2 separate regions of the Homo sapiens genome follow, and region 2 is linked to region 1. Evidence: chromatin contacts called from ENCODE Hi-C or POLR2A ChIA-PET data. All regions are on one chromosome and are shown on one strand. Each heading gives the region's core, a stretch centred on a gene start or an enhancer-like site at or near the end of the contact. The rest is flanking DNA. Distances are from core to core; before and after follow the strand shown. Region 1 has its middle 18 kb from the start of CD180. Region 2 overlaps PIK3R1 (phosphoinositide-3-kinase regulatory subunit 1).

Region 1 (4,910 bases), core at 2,341-4,840:
AATGTCTGGGCACTCCATGGCCCAGTCAAGTTGACACATAAAATTAATTGTCACACTTGGCTTGTGGTAGCATCACTCCAATCTTGGAGGCCAGCATCTTCAATTCTCTTTCTGCCCTGTCTTTACATAGCCTTCTCCTCTGTGTGTGTGTGTGTGTTTTAATCTCCTTCTGCCTCTTTTTTATAAGGATACAAGCGACTGCATTTAGGTTCCACCTAGATAATCCAAGATCATCTCCCCATCTCAAGATCCTCAATTACATCTACAAAGACTATTTTTTTTTCCAAATAAGAGAATATTTACAGGTCCCAGGGATTAAGACATGAATTTCCTCGGAGGACCATTATTCAGCCTATTACATCAATTCATACAACAGCAATTTTATCCGCCCAATGTCTTAAGCCAGAAATTTGGAACTCACATTTGTCATAAAATTCTCCTCAACACCATTTAATCCAGCCATAACTCCTGTATTTTCTTTTAAAAAGTCTTTTTTTTTTCAAGATCACTAGGTTCTTATAAATAAATCTTAATTCTCCTCAGTAATTTCCCTCTCCTCTGCCACCAACCTAACCCAAAACATAATATCTTTCCCATTCTTTTTTTTCTTTTCTTTTCTTTTTTTTTTTTTTTGAGACAGAGTCTTGCTCTGTCACCCAGGCTGGACTGCGGTGGCCCGATCTTGGCTCACTGCAACCTCCACCTTCTGGGTTCAAGCGATTCTCTGCCTCACCCTCCCGAGTAGCTGGGATTACAGGTGCCCGCCACCACACCCGGCTAATTATTGTATTTTTAGTAGAGACAGAGTTTCACCATCTTGGCCAGGCTGGTCTTGAACTCCTGACCTCGTGATCCACCTGCCTCGGCCTCCCAAAGTGCTGGGATTACAGGCTTGAGCCACTGCACCTGGCCCCCATTCTTATTTTAATCGTTCATTTATGTCCATTGTAATTTTCTCTTTATTTGTGATGATGTTAAGTGTCTGTCTCTAGTCACTAGATTATTGGCATTGTGAAGGCAGGACCATACATGTTTTGTTCATCATTATATTTTAGGTCTCAGCATAGTGCTTAGTACAGAGTAGATGCTCAATAAATATTTAACATATATATTATATATATTAATAGATGGATGGCACCTTTTCCACCATGAGGAAGCTTCCAGTCTGGTAAAGGGACCATTAAATATATATAATTTTTTTTTTTTTTGAGATGTAGTCTTGCTCTGTTGCCCAGGCTGGAGTGCAGAGGCGCTATCTCGGCTCACTGCAAGCTCTGCCTCCCGGGTTCACGCCACTCTCCTGCCTCAGCCTCCTGAGTAGCTGGGACTACAGGCGTCCACCACCATGCCCGGCTAATTTTGTGGTATATTTAGCAGAGACGGGGTTTCACCGTGTTAGCCAGGATGGTCTCGATCTCCTGACATCGTGATCTATCCGCCTCGGCCTCCCAAAGTGCTGGGATTACAGGCTTGAGCCACCGCACCCAGCCTAAATATATTTTTTAAACCCTAAATTACTTTGTTGATTTAAACTGTTCCTATTGAGAACCATCTATATGCCAGACATTGTATTAAGCTCACAGGATCCACTAATTAACACATAATATGAAATTCCTTGTTTTCACAGAGCTCTACCTTTTAGCTTGGGAGAAGACAGATAAAGGCATAATAAATACATAATAAATGCATTTTATGTATGTATATGTGCTTAAATAAAACCTTAGAAAGGGAAAAGTGATGTGAGAAAAATAGAGCAGTTTAGAGAAGAGTTGTATACATTTGCAATTTTTAGATGATGCAGAGCTTTTTGAGAAGTTGAAATTTGAGAAAAGGCCTGAAGGAGCTGAGGAGGTGGGTGAGTCATGAATGCATCTCGGGAAGGAGTTCCCCAGGCTGAGGGAGCTGCACCTGAGGAAACCCAGGAGGCAAAGGTGGTCCTGGTCAGGATGATGAGGAGGTCCGTGTGGCTGGAGCAGGTGAGCTAGGTGGAGAGAGGCCGTAGATGAGGGCAGAGCTGCTGCGGGAGCCAAACGTGTAAGGATCTTTTCGGGCAGTGAGAGGACGTTGGTTTCTCACAGCAGAGAAGGGACATCATCTGACATATTTTAAAAGTATCTCTCCGGCTCCCTTGTGGACTGTAAGGGACCAAGAGTTGAAACAGGCACCCAGGAGGAGTCCTTCCAGCAACTGAGGTGAGAGATGATGGTGGCTCGGACCAGGGTGACAGCAATGGAGGTGCTGAGAAATAATTAGATTTTGGATACATTTTGAAAACAGGGCCAATAGGAATTTCTGACAAATTGGATATGGAGGGGTGGGGGTTTGGGGGAAGAGAGAGAGAGAAGAGAGAGGTCAAGAATATCACCAAGGTTTTTGGCTCATGTAACTGAAAGCTAGCCTAAATTCAGAGTTTTATCTGGAATTCTACCCCAAACATCTTAATTCCCTAAAGTCACTGGAATGGCTCAACAGCGCTGAACTTTCCAGACAGCTGCATGGAGTTGTCATCCATCCTTCTCTGGAGAGTGTCTGATCCCTTCTCTAAACTTATGCCCTGCTCCTCTCCCCTATCTGTGCACAGAGGACTTGGTCCGATTCTACCTCCGGAACAATGCTCAGCCCACAGCCCTCATTCCCTCCGTGATGAACAGTAACTGTGGACTTTTGACCTTCCTCTTGAGCTTGGTCTGAGTCTTGGCATTTACAACCACGGCTCTAGGTAAGGACATGCTTTGGGGTGTCTTTCTGGCCCTTGCCTTTGCGTTTGCGCATAGGGCTCTAGTGGCCCAATTATGTTGTTGCAGTAAAGTTTCTCCTTGCTCTGGTCTGGAGCAGTTGAGGTCATTCATCCCCTGGATCTCTGTTGGCACAGGTGGCTTGGCCGAGTGCCACTTTAGGTAACTGTGACCTGTTTACTCAACTTCTTCCTGGAGTTTTGATATTCTTGTTGTCAGGGCCTTTGAGAAAGTTTATACGATGGGCTCAGTGAAGAAGCCGCAGCTGTTCTGAAATTAGGCTCCTTTCCCCGTGAATGTGCAGCTATGCGGGTGTGTGGATCAGGTGCACAGGGCTTTGAGGAATGTGGCGGAGACTCAGTGGCAAGAACAGTTGTCTGTGATTGCTGGGCCTTGTTTTGACCCAGTCCCTCACCCCACATAAGCCTCTCAGCGAGGAACATGGAAGGGTCAGGCCTCTCACGTTTCCTCCCCTGTGAGATTGGATCGCCACTGTGATGGCATTTCTCCCCATCTTCAGTTGCTGGGCAGACCCTGCGTGTGTGCGCACATGTCCATGAGCCCACAACCCTTGCATATTTGCAACAAAAGTCTCTGGGGAGAATGAATTTAAATGGACTCTTGACTATTTGTTCTGGAGCGGCACGTGTTTACTTAAGTCACCAGCCTCCTTCCTAAATGCAGTCACGAGCTCTCCCAAACTCCACAGACACCCAAACAACCAAATATTCAGAGAGCCCGTGCCCTTGCCCTGCTTCAGCCCCACAGCCCCGCCTGGGTTGCTGGTCTGACCCGGCTGGGCAGGGTGGCTGTGAGCTGCCGGTGTGGCCCCAGGCACCTCAAAGGGTCCTCGGTGTTCAACAACAGGAAGTGCTGGCAGGCTTCCCTCGCTAGGGAACTGAAAGTGGTGACAACAGAGGATGTGTTCTTCAGGCTATCAGATAAAGCCCTCTGCACTGAGAACTGCTTCTGACGAGGAACAGAGACTTCACTGGTCTCTTCCCCATGCCTTGCCCTTGCCCTAACTAACTTCTGAATTTATATCACCTGTGAGTTCTGCTCTAATTCAGGGACTTGGGCGGAGAGGTTTCGGACAGTGGCCAAAAGCAAGAGACTGTCTGCATGACCCTTTAGAAACACCCGTGACCTGGTGCAGAGCTGAGCCAGCTTTGGCCACACTGTTTGGGATGCTGACTCAACGCAGCTCATTATATCTGATTGAATTTATCTTTCATTACTATGCAATCAAATTAAAGGGCAAGAAGGGATTTTTCTCTGTTTTCTGAAAGTGGTTGCAGCAAAACCCACTATGAAGCATTTATTTCTTGTATTGTTTAGACTGGGCAGAATCAGAGGGAGGTAGGTGTGTGACTTCATTTAGGAGAAGGTGAGCACTGATGGCAATATTTTCTTCAAATGCCACACATGAAGTGGGAGAGGTGACAGCCAAGCCTGCAGGGACTCTGTCTCTGAAAATGTGAGTGGAACAAAGCACCTCTGGGCTCTGGATCATTTTCTTGTGTGCTCCTGGGGTCTAGTTGGTTTAAACTCTTGAAGGCTGCAGTGTGTTTTTTGATATACCCCCATGTGAAGGGACATTTATTTAGCATAAACTATGGGCTGGGCACTGTTCTAAGGGCTTTGCATGTATTCACTTAGATTTACAAATTACTGAATATTGTTAAGAACAAAACCTAAGGAGCACAGGAGTGTGCACGGTGTTCTTTTGTTCCTATAAAAACAGCAATCATTCCATTGCAAGTGAGGGAAAAGTGGAAGGGTACCCAAGAAAATGGTAGAGTGATTGTCTTTGAGGAGATGAACTCAGGGACTGTGGTGTGGGGAGGGAGACTTTTCATTGAATACACACACTGCTCTGTTTGAATTATGTTTGACCATGTGGGATGCATCCTTGTTTCAGTATAAAAACACTGCATTTATTTTTAAAGGGAACAAAATGAAAATTTTATAGGCCAAGGCAATGTTGTGGGTCAGATCCTGGGGGCTGAATCCTGGAGTAGGGCAAGTCCAAGGCAATACTGTGTGTAGAATGGTGGGATGGGAGGGGGAACTCTGAGAACTATTTTTCTTCAGACAAAAAGACACAAAAGAGCTTGCTATCCTGGTGACGAAGAAATAGTTCTAATCTCAAACTGGAAGCTAGAAATTTAGGAA
Region 2 (4,764 bases), core at 660-3,159, 1.0 Mb after region 1:
TACTGAGCTCAAGAGGAAGCCTAATTCATATCCTTCAGAAGATAATTTTAAGAGAGTGTGTATGTTTTCGTTTTGTGAACAAAGGAAAGTTAATCTGGTGCTCCGTGTCTGTTTTGTAATTCCCCAAGGGAGAAGGAAAGGGAGGGAAATGATTGATTTCCAGATAGGATAAAAACCAGTCAGCACACAATGGGTTACTGCCACCGCTTTCTGATAAGGATCCTACTTCAACTATCTGAAGAGATTCTTCAAGGTGGAGGATACAGTGGTTATATTAGTTACTCTCACCCTTGTTATTATGGAAGGTAAAATTCCTGGATCCTAGATTTAATTTTAAAATAGTAATTTAATAATGTCTGGTGGAAACCTCTTAAAAAAAACACTTTGCAGCACATCTCTGGTAGCCCTGTGCTTGAGATGACTTTTAGGCTGCCAGTTCAGAAGATGGAAGATATAAACTGTGTTGATGAGTTGGTTTTTCAGTGGACCCTGTTAGGTTCCTTTTTTAAAAAAATAATAATTTTTATAATGAGTATGTCTTCGTGAGCCCTCACAACCCTTGAAGTTTTTACTTGTTTGGCAGAACTAAGGGCACTGAACGTTTGTAAGCCGTTCACTAACACTTACAGGAAGGGCATAAAAGGGTGCTCAAGTCAGTCTGTAGGTGGTGGGGGCGGGGTGGAAAGAGGGGATTCCTGTAGGCCTGGATGAATCAGCCACTGATTTCTGATGGTAGCCCCAGCTGCAAAAAAGTAGGAAGCTTTTTTTATGGACAGAACTACAACTCCTTTCTTTCAAGTTTTTCAGCCTTTTCACACTTTTCCATTCTTCAGACTTTGCAAGTTTTTAAACAAAATGTTTGTATTTCCCCAAAGGAAATCACACAGTTGACTGCATTATGAGAGGGAAAGGAGCAAACTCTGTCTCATCTGAGGAGGGGCTCAGATCAGGAGTTGTGTAGGGCCCTCACCCGGTTGGGGGTGGTGGAGCCTTGGCTGTGTGCAGGAGTGACTGTTCTTGGAGATGTTCTGGTTGGATCATGAGTTTGGGCTTGGAAAGCACTGCCTCAAGTTCATCAGCAGGAATGAGGTAGAATTCACTACTTGCTGTCTTAAGACCTTTCTGTCTGCCAAGTGTTTGAGCAATCCCTCACATCTCCCCCTTGAACTAAAGAGCAACAACTGGTCAAGAGCCCAGCAGGGATGAAAAAGGTTGGCCCCTTGCATCCTTCATCTGCTGTTTAGACTAAGGGCCGCATTGTAGACCACTCTCGGCCATGCTGTCCTGAACCCGAGGATCAGCAGAATTACAGGCCCAATTTCAGGCAGACGTGAGCTTGCATCTGATGACAGGCAAGTACCTACATGTGTCTTTCATTACTCCGCTGCCTTAGGAGATGCTGTTTAAGTTGGCAGATATGCTTATTTGAAAGCAAAGCTTGTTGCTGGTGAGATTACTGAATTTACAAAAAAAAAAAAGTGGGGGGATCAGATGCCAAGGGAGAGGGAAGGGAGTGTGTAGCATTTAAAAGTGTGGTGAAGCCATCAAGTTAACAAGAAAAAGTAGAATAAAATGTGGTTCCAATTTGTTGTACTGGGCTCAAGATGATAATATTGCAATAGTAAACTGTAGGGATGTGTGCGTGCAAATGTGATTACATGTGTGCTTGCTTTCTGAATTTCAAAATTGTAGAAGTTATTAGAAGTTCTAATTTTAGTTCCCAATTTAATTTACTCTGATAGTAAATTAGTAATTTTCAAGGGATTTACTGATAATCAGAACAAAGATTTGCAATTTCTAGGACAGATCCCCAATTTTGGGGGTGGGAAGGAGCTACTTTGTATTTCCCTGAAACCTTGAGTTACTGGGGCCGAACATGTAGGGCAGATATTGAATGACCAATCCTAATGCTCTTAGCAACTTTGCTAAGTAAAACCCCGCTGCCATCCAGTGGCAATTGGCTATACGGCATGGTAGCTGTAAAATATGCCCTTTTCTGCCTTTTCTCCCTCAGATTCCACCTTTCTCAGATGCTCCCAGTTTTTTTTCCCAGATGGCACCTGACACAGTACTTGACAGGAAAAATTGACTTTATGTCTGGCTTAGGTAATTCAGGGCAAGTGTGCATTTATTTACCTTGTCTCTTCTCCTAGCAATACTAATTTTTATCTACGTTGCATTTTTATTTTCTCCCCAGATTTGTCATAACACACATACTTTTTCCTTGAATATTTTTGTTACCTTAGCTAAAGAATTAATGCATTGTGGTATTTCTGCTTGTCATAGTTTTACTTTAGAGTAGATTTCGCTTATATCTTTGTATTTATGCTTTGAGCTGTGGTTTACCAATTTCCTAGCATGTTTCATGACACTTATCCTACATTTCAGACAAGGATTTATGTGTCCCATAGGATTCAAGCTGGACTTGGAGAAAGAGCCAGCTAGCAAATGGAATTATTCTGACTTGTGAAAGGTTCCAGCCTTTTAAAACTAGGCTCTGAGAAATAAAAAAACAAATATTCTTGGGAAGAAACTGGGTTTGTGAGTACTTGGCTAGAAATTTTAGGAAAGGAAAGAACATTTCCTCTGGCCTCGGGAGCACATTCAATGTGAAATATTGCTGCCTTTAAAAGAGCCAAACTTAAATTTCTATTTGGATCATTTACTTGACTTAAAAATAAAGGGATCTATTTTTTTTTAAGGTTCAGAACCCTATTTTAAATAAAATGACATTCTAGTAAGTCAGGCAAGATGCCCCCAACATGAGCTATTAATTAAAAACAGCCGGAACTTCTGGAGGTGTTAGCAAGTATCTACTATGAGCTTGGGGATTGGCGAAATCTGGTACAAGTTAGTTCCAGCTGCGCACATTTGCCTTATTACAGTTCTTTATGATAAATTAAATGCATGCTTCATACATCCTTTGGTGTAGTCATATTCTCTCAGCACTTGACTAAGCAGGTGGAAAGCTTATTTAGTCATAGGATGACTGAAAACAATGAACTATAAACCCATGTATATCCACTCCAAGAAAAGAGCTAATAAATGTCATGTTTTTTATTTTCCCGTGGACCCCCTTTTTTTTTTTTTTTTTGTATTTTATAACCTTTCCAGAATCTTGAGTGATTTTTAAATGTTTGCCCTTTGGTCATAAATGCAGCAAGTAAATGTGAGTCTGCACACTCGAATGTTGTATAAATCAGTTGACCAGTCAGTGTTGGAGCAAACTTCTCAGGATTGCTCTGTGAACTCCCTGTTCTCTGGCAGTTGCCAAATACAAAGATAAACCAGGAGAGACTTATTCCCAAGAAAAGAATGATTCTGCATCCTTAACTTACATATAAACTGTTGAGATGTTTCATTGTTTTGTATGGTCAAGCCCCTTCTCTTGTTCTCTCTCTTCATCAATTAGTATGGAAAATTGGAAGTTTACTGAAAAGAGTTTCGAATCATGGGATTTTAGATTTGAAAAGGACCAGAGGGATCATCTACTCTTCCAACAAATAAAAAATAAAACCCCCAAAGGAATGAATGATCCATGGCTGGGACATTGGAATCTCTCTATAAAGGAGAAATCATATTAAGGTATTTTCATCTTAGGCCTCTAACCCCAAGGGTATCTTTACAAAGACTTTATTTTAGTGAAGCCTTCAATAAACAGTGACCTCATGTCAAGAATTCTAAAGAGAGGGTTATGGAATATTGGTTTGATATTAAAGTCATTGTTATCTTGGAGCTGGCCTGAATGGACTAATAAGTGGCCTGTCACCAGTTGTAACTTACTTTTACAATTTTAATGTGATTTAAGGGAAGACACTCTTGGAAATGCTTAGTTATGGTTCATACCCATAATCGTGTTTCTTTTAGGTCTTAAAATTTTATATAATACAGGGGAGTAGATTGCATCAGTACAGTCTTTTTCTTTTTTTCTTTTTTTTTTTTATGATGCAAACAAAGCAGTATCTTAAATTAAATCAAGGTTTCTTAAGGTTCCAGATTCTTATTCCTAAATTTTCCACTGAGTAACCTCCAAATTCTTCTCCTGCCTTTGTCCCTAGTTGACACAAGTCAGGCCACAATTTTTTTTCTGCAAATGGACGAGCTGCTGCTCAGAGGCTGCACTTACTGGTGAGAGATCCTTCAAGGGAAATGAATCTGGAATGGCCTGGAACATTTGTCTTTGGGTTGCTCCAGGGCTTTATTAGAGCTTCTGAGATTTCTAAGTAGGTGATGAAATTTAGCAGCATCTGATTTTCTAAAATGACCAAAGGAGAATTGTTTCAGTCCCTGATTTGCAAAGTACTCACTTTTTGGTCCTCTCAAAATTTTTGTCAGATAAAGATTTTTCCGTGCCATGGATATAAGAAATAACCCACTCTTACCGATAAAGGGAAGTTAGTGTTGTAAAGGAACAAATGGTGATTCAGGTTTGGGAGACTTTGGAGGTATTCATTCTCCACTAAGCTATATCCCAATACCATCATTATCTGGGTCAGCCTCCGATTCAGCCTCATCCTGTGCTTCAGCAGTGGGGTAAAACAAATGTCACTTGTTAGCTGCTTCTTCATGACCTTCATAGACTATGCATTAATTTGAAGCCCTGCCCCCAAAAATAGTGCTTGGGGGGGAAATGAGTTAGTGATTTTGTGAAGATAATGGGAGTTGAGGAAAACACTTAAGTTTGCTTTTCTGAGCTCTAGCTTCATTTTACTTCTCAGTCTCAGTATTTAATTGTCTCCACTGTTTTTTCTAACTTGGAAGGAA

The links. A loop is a pair of places that touch in the nucleus more often than their neighbours do. ChIA-PET counts read pairs that join two places held with the same protein, here RNA polymerase II (POLR2A). Pooled maps may share reads with other maps.
Region 2: a loop to region 1 is called in a pooled map, with 2.8 times the contacts of the local background. The contact joins two enhancer-like sites. A Hi-C loop is called at or near these places in 1 of 168 maps with a recorded cell type or tissue (mammary epithelial cell), 1 of 37 single-sample maps with no recorded cell type and 9 of 50 pooled maps. POLR2A ChIA-PET finds 5 or more read pairs at or near these places in 9 of 52 experiments (CD4-positive, alpha-beta T cell, Panc1, T-cell and 5 more).

Annotation. Positions count from the first base shown.
Region 1 is chr5:67,212,386-67,217,295 of GRCh38, forward strand. No RefSeq gene overlaps it. Among named protein-coding and RNA genes, the nearest start is that of CD180, 18 kb to the left of the region's middle. RefSeq lists an enhancer at 3,515-3,754. Within about 2 kb of position 3,591, at least 33 of the 41 ENCODE cell types and tissues checked have a DNase peak (open chromatin) inside an H3K27ac peak, as active enhancers do.
Region 2 is chr5:68,250,907-68,255,670 of GRCh38, forward strand. The region is part of intron 2 of PIK3R1 (phosphoinositide-3-kinase regulatory subunit 1); the gene reads left to right. Among named protein-coding and RNA genes, the nearest start is that of PIK3R1, 38 kb to the left of the region's middle. Within about 2 kb of position 1,910, at least 28 of the 41 ENCODE cell types and tissues checked have a DNase peak (open chromatin) inside an H3K27ac peak, as active enhancers do.